Regions from separate parts of the Mus musculus genome. Here region 2 is linked to region 1. A link is a loop called in an ENCODE intact Hi-C map of the cell type or tissue named here. Cell type or tissue: left cerebral cortex. All regions are shown on one strand. Links, peaks and the distances in the headings refer to the core of each region. The heading gives the core; the rest is flanking DNA.

Evidence for each region. Hi-C counts contacts between places; a loop is a spot of excess contacts. Peaks named below come from ENCODE experiments on the same cell type or tissue, not always from the same donor. Only the 100,000 strongest peaks of a DNase experiment are listed, where the experiment ranks them.
Region 2: a loop joins it to region 1, with 1.8 times the contacts of the local background. A loop is called at or near these places in 4 of 42 quality-filtered maps.

What each region holds. Positions count from the first base shown.
Region 1 is chr12:29,696,384-29,701,765 of GRCm38, reverse strand. All of the region lies in intron 3 of Myt1l (myelin transcription factor 1-like), which reads right to left. Among named protein-coding and RNA genes, the nearest start is that of C630031E19Rik, 13 kb to the right of the region's middle. In left cerebral cortex, for the core only: no CTCF peak of the experiment used is centred there; DNase peaks (open chromatin) are centred at 235, 2,541, 3,507 and 4,062; H3K27ac peaks cover 3,854 bases.
Region 2 is chr12:29,767,941-29,773,322 of GRCm38, reverse strand. All of the region lies in intron 4 of Myt1l (myelin transcription factor 1-like), which reads right to left. Among named protein-coding and RNA genes, the nearest start is that of C630031E19Rik, 84 kb to the right of the region's middle. In left cerebral cortex, for the core only: no CTCF peak of the experiment used is centred there; DNase peaks (open chromatin) are centred at 742, 1,350 and 2,546; H3K27ac peaks cover 1,486 bases.

The sequences.
Region 1 (5,382 bases), core at 83-5,082:
ATAGCCCTTCAGAGGAAGGGCAGCTTCCCTTTTTGGCCTCTTTGTTTTTATTCAGTTTGAAAAGCATAAAAGGAAGTCTGGAAGACCGAACATTGGAAAACCATTCCCTAAACCCTGAAAGCTTGGTAAGGCTTACCATGGAATCTCAGGAAAAAGTACCCAGAAAAAAACAGGGTTTTCACAGAAAATTCCCTGTGCTCACATTTGCAGCCCTTGCCTGTTACATGGCACAAAGACTTATTCACAACCAGTCTCAGATCCTGTTTGTCATTTGCTGTTGAGGCAAGGTGGCTAAACTGCCACCTGCTCATCCAGACCGACTGTTTCCCTTAAACGATGGAAGTGCCATAACACAATGGAGGCAGTATAGCTGCTATCTCTGTCCAGTTCCTGGTCTCTGCAGAACTGAGAGCCGTGGTGCAAGGGAAGAAGGTTTAGAGTTTAAGAAAGTCTGGGACCGAGTTGATGGTGATGAGATGCATCTGTGAAAGATCTGGGTGTCATAGCCAAGCAGGGCTGGGCCCTCTGCTACCCAGGAGAAGAAACACATGCTTATGCTCCAGGAGATAAAATGTGAGGACTGGGAGCTGGGAGGGAAATGGGAGCTATTCCTTTCTCACCTCACTTTAATTCACCTCACCTCAGCTCACCTCACCTCACCTCACCTCACCCCACCCCACCCCACCTCACCTCACCTCACCTCACCTCACTTCTCCTCACCTCACCTCACCTCACCTCACCTCACCTCACCTCACCTCACCCCACCCCACCCCACCTCATCTCACCTCACCCCACCCTCGTCCCTTTCCCAAGATCACCTCAGCTCATAGCTCCCCTCACACTTCCTCCCCTCATTCTCATCTTTCCCCTTACCCCCATGGTCACCTCAGCACATATCACCTGCATCTTCAGCTCCATCTCAGCTCACCCTTAGCACACCCCTCATGCTCATCTTCACCCTACCTTACCTCACTTCACCCTTAACTCACCTTCATCTTTACCCTCATCTCCCCCTTACCTTCACTGTCACCCTCACCTCATCCTCATCTTTATCCTCACCCCATCTTCTCCTTCGTCTTTATTCTCATTCTCACACTCACATGACCCCAACCCTCACCTCACCCTCACCTCACCCTCTCCTCACTCTCTCCTCATTCACCTCACCTCTCTTCACTCACTCCGCCTGACCTTCACCCTTCTTCACCCTACCTAATCTTACCTTATCTCACCCCACCTCATTCCTACCTCAATGTCACGTTACCTCTTTCCCCTCACTCACCTCCTCATCTCTCCTCGATTATCTCACCTCACTCACCTCACCTCACCTCACCCTCACCTCACCCTCACCTCTTCTCTTCTCACTTATCTTACCTCACTCTCCCCTCAGCCCACCTCACCTTCATCATATCCCCCTACCTCACCTAACCCTACCTAACCCTACCTTACCTCACCCCACCTCAGTCTTGCCACACCCTTACCTCATCCCAGCCTCACATCCAGTCTCCTGCTATCGTCCCTCGCCACTCCTGGAAGTTGATATTGCACTCCAAGCCCATCTATACACAATAGTCTCTTCAATGAGGTCCAGGTTGACACCTCATGCCAGGTGTTGTGGACATACTCTATGCCCTCCTACCTCTCCTCGGACATATAGATCCATTAAAGGTTGACCTAATTTATCTGTTTGCTTGCCATATTTAATGTCTAACAAGGGAATGAGAAATGTAAGAGGGCACTGGCTCTGTGGAAGTCAACATCCAGAATTCACCCCCTCACATATCAGAGAGTGCTTGCCCCGAGTACACAGTAGCTTTCTATACCTGATAGGGGCAAGGATTCCTCCAGCTTGCTAACCCCAGCAAGATTTATCCATGGACCTTCAAAGGAACTTAACATACAATCATTGCAATCTAAGAAAAGTATCAATAGGATTCATTTGATATTTTATACATACATTTTGTATATGTGTTTCTGGGTTTCTGGGTAGGCTTTGAGAGCAAGTGAATTCCATATTAAAGGTGTTTTTAGGACTCACACATTTGTAGTAATTATCCTTTCACCCACTGGCAAGGACTACCCGTGTGCGCAGTGTGCGATTACCAAGTGCCTGGCATGCTGTCTTCAGTGTCAAGGATCAGTCACTCCTCTCATGTGTGGTATTTTCCGTGGCCACATGCTGGCTGTCTAAGCTCTCTAAGACCCATTTTTAACATATGCGGAATGAAATTTTAATACTACAATAGCTGTGAGCTCTGCTAGGCGATAAATCCATCCATTCATCCACTCGTCCATCCTTCCTTCCATCTATTCATTGATAGGGGTGTTTTAAAGATTAACGGAGACAATGCATTTAGAGCCCTTCGTGTAATCTGGTCCGTAAATCCTGGGGTGGCAGCTATTACTGCTGCGCCTCCTGTGCAAGGATCGCCAGCCACCACCTTCTTGAAAGGCAGGATCTATGATTAGTTTCTCCCATTCCGAACACTTCAGTGGTTCTTGATTGCTGAGCAAATTAAGCACACGTTCGTCATCCTGCTGGCATGCCCTTTCTTGGCTCACATTATCTCAGAAGCCTTCCTTATCCCCCATAGCGGCTGTCATTTTCTTTCTCGAATCCCTTCAGCTGAGCACTTTCACCGCTATGCAAATGCATTTCCTTGTTTTTGTGCCTGCTGTATAAAGGCCTCCCCTTAAATGAAATGTATACATTTTTGGCAAGGAGCCACGGGTGTAGTTGGTGCCCAATACACGCTTGAATGACACCTTAGTGCTGGAAGATTTATAGTTTACTCTCAAACTGGAAGGCCATCAAGGAAATGCATATTTTATTTTCTTTGGAAGTTAAATTTTTATTGATTAGATGTCTGCATGGTTTAGGATTAGATAGTGTGCTGGGATTTATTATGAAAAGTCTTTTTCTTTGCTAATTGCTCATCTGCCTAATTCGCAGTCATTCTAAATATGTATACATTGCTGGTTTCTTTGTAGATCCTTCTAGAGCCTTTGTGACTATGTAACAAAAGAATACCCAAGCTCCCTTTTTATCATGTAAGAGGCAGTCTGTGTGTCCTTTTCATCTGCCGATGCATCCCAGGGATACATAGACGAAGTTAATTAGATCTCTATAGTATATAATGACTTCATAGAGATCTAATTAATTTAACCCCTAAATCACTGACTCTGGATAGGAAGTCATTTTTACAAGGTCACCTCAGAGCCAGGCCCTCATCTTTATCCTGCTCCAGTGACAACTTATACCTAGTTATAATGTGTACAGCCAGCCTCCAATGTAAGGTACTCCGATAGTCTCAAAGTCCCATGCATCATAGATGTGCAAGCATTTTAACCGTGATGTATTCCTATCACATAGTGTCACAGCGCACCTTGCACTCTGTGATGGTGACCACTCTGGCTAGGAAATCTGGCAAGCAATGTTCCTGTGTTTGGTGCTAATTGAGAATTCCTCTGCAGAACAGTCTCTGTTGCTATGGACACCGTCCCCAAAGGAGGTTTAGAAATTCTTCCACATGTCTGCATGTGCCAGAGAAAGCCTGCCTACTTCCTCTTTAATTCTCAAAGAAATCTCTGTGTGTGGGTGGAAAAGAAACCACCCAACACTGCAATAATCCAGCAACAAAACAAATATATTCACAATGGCCTTCCCAAGGACCCACATTTGAAAAATTAATCACATCCAGTCACTTAAAACAAGGTCAGCCCTGCTTCTGTCAGGGCAGCTGTATGTGCTGGGTCCCAGTGCTTATCCCAGAGCTAGGTAACATGGCTGCTGTGACAGTATACATCAGAGGAGTGCCACCTCTCTTCACCCCAGCCTTTAGAGATGCAGGAACAGCAATAGCAGAATGGCCATAGGGCAGAGAGGAGATGGCTCCTGAACGACCACTTGGCTACCATTAGCAAGAGGACAAGGGTATCATCTGACGCACCGAGTACTACTGTCTTAGGTTGAAAGGAGCATTGAAACGGGCTCCTTATATCCTTTGGGCATGCGCCATTGCCTCCACTTTGCCAAGTGGGTCCTTCAGGCTTGTCGGAAAATACCAGTACCATGTTAAGGGCTCTGCCTCTTTGGCTCATTGCCATGTGGCCCTTCCTTCCTCACCAAGGCTCCTAGGATGGCCAACTAGCTCCTTTTTTAAAGGGAACAGAAGCAGAGGCTCGGGTGAGTTCTGGTAGGAAGGTATCATCTCCGATTCAGATGAGGAAATGGGATCAACTGCGGGACGCCTTCACATTACTGTTAGGCAAACAGAGCTATGAATATAGGAGAGTGTTCCTCCATAGCTCCATGCTTCTAGACTCCAGAATATCAGACCCCAAACACCAGGTAGTAGGGTTATGACTGGTCTATTTTTGGAATCAGATGATGTCAACATTTGGTGACAATTGTTATAAGGGTGTGTGACTGCCACTAATGTGATATAACACTGTTGACTGTATAACAAACATTACTGTTCAAGTTACATTTTGAACATATTACCTCCTCACAATGGGTACCCAGTAGTTAAGAAAAATGATTAATATGCTCAGAATTCATGAAAAAAAAAAAACCCTAAACAGGGCTACGTGGAAAAGAAAGAAAACGGAAGCATTTCCCATGGGTAGCAAGTCTCATTTTGAAGCTGTGAATGACTCTGTTCTGAATACTACCAAAGTACTAAACTCAACTACTATATTGAGGATGGAATCACCTAGTTAAAAATTTAAAACTAGTGAAATATTTTAACAACAACATAAAACTAAAAAGAAACATGAAGGCTAGATTTTTGAGGAAGCTGGTGAGTCCGTCAGTGGTGGCAGATGAAGTGTCCTAGGGAAGGACATCATATGACAAGTGGCGAAGAGGCTGCCTTGCTGGGGCAGACTGCATGGCTAATGTTTGGCTTGAAGGACTTCCCTCTGCAGTGTGTCAACAATAGCTCTGAATAGCATAAGAGGCATTTCTTATACCCTCACCCCTTCAGGAGCCCTGTAGACTCAGGTTCTCTGGAGCAGGAGGCAAGAGGCCAACGGAAGTTGTGTCTGCCCTTTGCCATCAAGAGGCTTCTTGTCCCACCCACAGCAGTCACCATCCTGAAGGAGAAATCTTCCCACCCAGAGTGGGATCCCAGGTCACTCAGCCCATTATAAACACTTCAATGGGAGACATTACTGTTATTATCCAAGATAATAGATAGGATCATAGCGGCAACCCTTTTTATTACTGGAAAATGAGGCTCTCATCTCTTCATGCTCTGTAATGACATCTACTTTTATTTATTGATGATTTTATTTTATACCTAAGACAAGAATGATCCAATCTTCAGAAAATGTAATTTAGCAGGGTAGTTTTTGCACAAGCTCCCGTGCGGTGCCATCTGT
Region 2 (5,382 bases), core at 117-5,116, 72 kb before region 1:
GGGATGCTACTAGTGATGAGCAAGAGAGAGCTCACTGGGACTGTATCCTTGGTCTTCCACGGGGCCCTAGCAGCTCAGTGCAATGGGATAGATAAGATACTGCTACACACATCCATGGACAAATTTAAAGAAATAATAGAGATCAAGGCTAGCATAGTCACTCTTAAAATAGGCAGAAAGATAATTTGGGGCATAAAGAAAAGTAGGAAGTATCAAAGAAGAGAATGGGGAAATTCTAAGACTATTCTTAAGTCAGTAGAAAATCTATGGCCAACATTAAGGTTACAACTGAACAATCAATAAATGAGAAAGCAACATCTGAGAGATAAGAAGTAAGCAAGTTAACACATTGGCGGCAGTTTAATTGCACCGTAACTCTACCTTTTAGATTCTTCTGAAAAAAAAGAAGGATTCTGTAACTAACTAACACTCAACTGAATGTCAGAATACCAAGAAACACAAGCTGATAGTTCATAATGCTTAAAATTAAACAATTAAATCATGTATTAATGAGTGACAAGCAAACCAACTGTGGTCCAGCTCATTTTTGGCAGAAATGAAATTGGATCTGAGCTTTCTGCTTGTTACACTTGTCACATAAAGCATACTCATTTGTGGGGTTTTATTTTGTTAACAAGCTATGTGAGATGATGCTTCAGAGGCATGGAAGAATAGGCAATGACATTGAGACAGAGTGAGTTCCTGCCTGCAGGCTGCTGAGCTGACTCAGAACAACACACTGGTGAAGACAGCCTATTGTCTCCCAGGGCCAGGATCAGGAATAGCAGAGCCCTTGTAGCCACAGATGGGTGAGGTGTCCTGCTTTGTGTGGCCAGATCAGAGCCTCTCCTCTTTCTTGGTTCTTAGTCTATTTTTAAAAATAGTAACTCAGAGGCAGGAATACCCTCTGGGAACTACATTTCAGGAAAATGAGGTCTCACACCTAATTTATTTCTGTTTATTTGCTTTTGGAAGCTCTTGCTTCCATGCATGTCTGTACAGGGTTCTTAGTTCCCTAGGGCTGGGCATGTTCTGCCACAGCCAGAATCACACCCTACCTGAAGGTCAAACTTGTCTGTTTTTGGTCATCCTCCCAGGGTATCTGGAGGTTCCCTAAGCAGAAGACCATTCTTTTGGATAAATCTGAGGCTCTGTGTCCAGTTATCTCTTTCCTGGATTTCTTTCCTCTTTAAGGAGACAGCTCTGCATCTCTTCTGAATAAGGACTGTAGATTGTCCAAAGCCCTGTATATAGGACGTGCCTCTTCATCTCCTCTCACCATTGATAGTCTCAGTGTGACACTGACTGTCTAAGAAGGCCAGGGTGTGGCTTTGCTCCAGCACTCCCTGCTGGCGTCACTCTGGTTTCTGGCTGCTCAGAAGCCTAAGCTTTCCAGCAGCCTAATGACTTGATCCTCAGTCTGGTCTACTGGAATTGTGTGTGACTCTCCTTTTGCATGAATGCTCAACCTTAGTACATAGTACACTATGGAATCTCCCATACGGAGTTCAGTCCTGGTCACCTGGGAAGTACTGGCCTGTGACACTGAGGCCTGCCACCAGAGTACATCCTCATAACTATGTACTGGCCTCTGTCACCAAACTTGCCCTCTTTTCCAACTTCTTCTCACTCATTTCTTCCTCCATGTTCTTTCTCACTCTAGGTAATCAGCACAGCATTGTGCGATGGCTTGACAGTTTCCTTAACTGTACTTATTCTCCATGCCATTTTCATCTTTTATTATTGGGTTCTTTGAGAGAGAGACTGCCTCAGTATGTGCTGTCTAGCTCAAGTTGTCCTTGAACTTGGAGCATTTCTCATGTTCTTTCCTCCTAAGCACTGGCATTATGTATGTAGCTGCCATGCTTGGCTACCCTGGCATTATATAAGCACTGGTCTCAAACCTGGTATTTACCAAGGTGACCTTGAATCCCTAATCCTCTGTCTTTGCTTTCCAAGTGCTAGGAATTCAGGTGAATGAGGACAAAACCCAGGGTCTCAAACGGCCAGGCAAATACTCTATCAACTGTTGCAAATCAATCTGTCTTCATGTTTTGCTTATTTCAAGCACAGAATAAAGACTAGATCAATACAGTGTGAGAATTCATACTCTTGATGAGTCTCTCTGGGCAGAAGGTGATATGTGGTGGGTACAGTGGGTGGGAGGAGGAATATGGCACAACTCCTGAGATGATATTTAAGATCAGGGGATAGTCAAAGGGTCGTTCTGCTGCAGAATATATCCCAACAGTTAAGGAGGGCTGAAGGAAACAGTGACAAAAGTAGGTTCTCTATAACTGTGAAAGGCTTCATGAATAGCTTGCTGCTGAGTGTAGAGGATAGAAAGAAGTCTGGTTGTAGAGGAGGCCCTATTGTCTTCTCCCTATTGTGGGAGAAGGTCTGCTGGCTGCCTAAGAGGGAAGGAAGCTGCTTGGGTGTCGGGAAAAACCTCCTGTCTGGGTATAGAGGAGTGTCAGCTGTCTGCATGCAGAGATAGCCTTACTGTTGAATACTGTGTGCAGTGGGCAGAGGAGGGGCTTTTGTGTGCATCCAGAGTGCAGCCTACTCTCTTTGTACAGGGAAGGGGCTGCTGTGTGGGTCCAGAAGAAAGCTGAAACCTGGGTAGAAGTAGACAGCTTGTGTGAGTGTGTAGGAAGGTGGGCTCTTTTAGACTATGGGAGGGTCCAGTGTCTGAGTATAGAGGAGAGCCTGCTGTCTTGTTTTAGTGAAAGATCTTCTATGTAAAGGATCTGATGTTAGGGTGTAGAGCAGAGCCTATTGTCTGTATATGGAGGAAGGCTTTCTCAGTGCATGTGTAGAAGAGGGCTTATTTTTCCAAGACAGGTAAGGATATAAAGGGGAGTCTGCTATCTGGGTATTTAAGAGAGCACTCTCACAGGGTACAGATGTTATTTTACTGTTTGGGTATAGATGGGGGCTTACTTTCTAGTTGTTATGCAGGTCTTCTGTTGGGTGTGGAGGAGGGCCTGCTGCATGACTGTAGAGAGTTCTGTTGTATTGTGGGCTGATATTTGTATATGTGGAGGGTCATGTGGAGGGGAGAGTCTGTTGCCTAGGAGTGGAGAAAGGCTTGGGGCTGGGATTAGAAGAAGCATACTGTGTGGGTATATAGAAGAATCTATTGCCTAGGTATAAAGGAGGATATGCCTTCAGGGCCTAGAGGAGGGTGTGATAATCTGCATAGAGAGGAGATTTGCCATGTGGATGCAGAGAAGGTTATCTGGACAATAGAGATACTCTAAGTAGTTCTTTCTCCTGATGTCTTGCCTACCTTGCCATCTGCAGATCCATTTCTCTGGGTGGAATCTTGTTATTACAGGCTAGATCTTCCGTCATTGCAACTGTCTGATCATAGCCCCCTTTGGAATGGAAGTACGAGATCACGGCCAAGGTCTGCCATTCAGGATTTTGTAGCATTTACTATTTGAAACCATATGCAGAGCAGAGAATAGAGAGCGGTGTTGTAGGACTCACACACTCTACTTCAGAATGGGTAGAAAAGCAGAAACAAGAAGGAATGCCACCAAATGAGACATCAAGCTAAGGAGACAGACCAGAGTGTCCCAGAATAACCCCTCCCTGGGTGTTTTCATTAACTGCTTTTCTACCAAGGTGTCCAGGCTACTCAAAGGAGTGAAACACCTTTGTAGAAAATAGTATTGGGTCCAGATGGTATTATAACACAAAGAAACGAATTTGTACCCCTATCTTATACCATATATAAAATGGATCTCAACTTTGCTTAAGGATCCAAACTTAATGTCTGAAGAGATGGCTTAACAAGAGCATTGCCTGTTCTAGCCCGGGACTCAGATTTGATTCCCTGCACCCATATGGCAACTCATAGCTATCTATAACTCCAGTCTCAGGTGATTCAACACCTTCTCCTGGCTTCTGGAGGCACTGCATGTACATTGTGCATAGACACATAAAATATTATTTTTAAATATGAGGTAAAACTGTTTAAAAAGAAAACAAGAGAAGTAAATCATACCATTTTGAGTCTTGACGTGAAAAATAAGAGCGGTTATAAAAAAATTGGATCAATTGCATTTTATCAAACTTAGAAAACAATATGCTCAAATGCACCATGTAGTCACAGTGGTTAGAGATGCATCCTAAATACCAAAACTGGACAGAGGACATCAAGTTTAAGGTATATGAATTTTATGGTATGTAAATCATGTTTAAAAAAATTATTTTGAACTCCTTTAAAGAGCACTCAAGATGCTGCAATGGAGATGCTCAAACTCCCTGAGCAGCTGTGGACCAGCCCAATTCTTGCTTCATCTTCATGGGGTCAGGCCGTTTGGGATCGGGTGTTCATTCCTGCCTTGTAGTTTAGACTTTCCTTGAGTGAGTGGTGAATTTTCATTGTCTGAGTCATTGCTTCTCAGAAAAAGCAGGGACATCTAATAGCTATCTTATTAGCGGTGCTCTGCACCTTGCAGTCTGCCTCTGCAAGCATTGCAGGGTAGTGCAGCCAGCTGGTGTCCCTGGGGTGACATGCTCTAGCTTCAGCTTATATGGTAGGTTGAGCCTGGTACATGAGTTAGTGGCCACTTTAGGGTGGCAGACACTCCTGAACTATGCCTTCTCAGGCACTGGTAGCTATAATCTTGTTTGAAGGTCAGGTTGTTTCAAAGGAAGGAGCTAGAGTCTTCTCTAATGAGTGCCCTCCTGGAGGCAAGTTGCCCACCTGTCATTGACTTCTATCTTGCATTCAAAAGCATGGAGAAACTCTCAAGGGAAGGTGTGTGCCCTGGTGAGGAGGGCAAGGAGCTATGCCAAGAAAGGAGGACCCTGATACCTTCTGGGGTGCTCTTGTTCACTGCAGCCAAAGCTTGTTTGTGTCCCATACTTCTGTGTCGACAGCAGGAACTTCCTTTCCACACAGGCCATTTAGGACTCACAAAGGCTGCATTTGTTGGGCTTAGTGAGATTCCTTCGATATGGCAGGATTGTAGCTGCCCACCTCTTTCTTTCCACACCCAATTGCCTAGTAAATGGTAGCTCACTGCTAAGAGGCTCATAGCGCCTCATTGCCCCTTGTAAATGAAAATGAACCTTTCTGAGAGGGAGTTGATGAAGGGCATCATGTTTTGCATTTGTCTGGCTCTGGGGTAAGATGTGCAAGAATCCTGCTTTACCCCTGGCAGTCAAGAGAGGTAAGCCACTTCACTAACAGCAGAGTGCAGATCCAATACTTTGAAATCAGCCTTGTCCTTCAGAGCTACCTTTTAGGGGGCCAACTTCAGCTTCCTTCCCGACAGAGGTTTAATTAAAGCTCATAGCAGCCAGGGCTCTGAGTAAAAATGATAATATACCCCACTGCCAAAAGGCTCTCTCTCATTCTGGAGA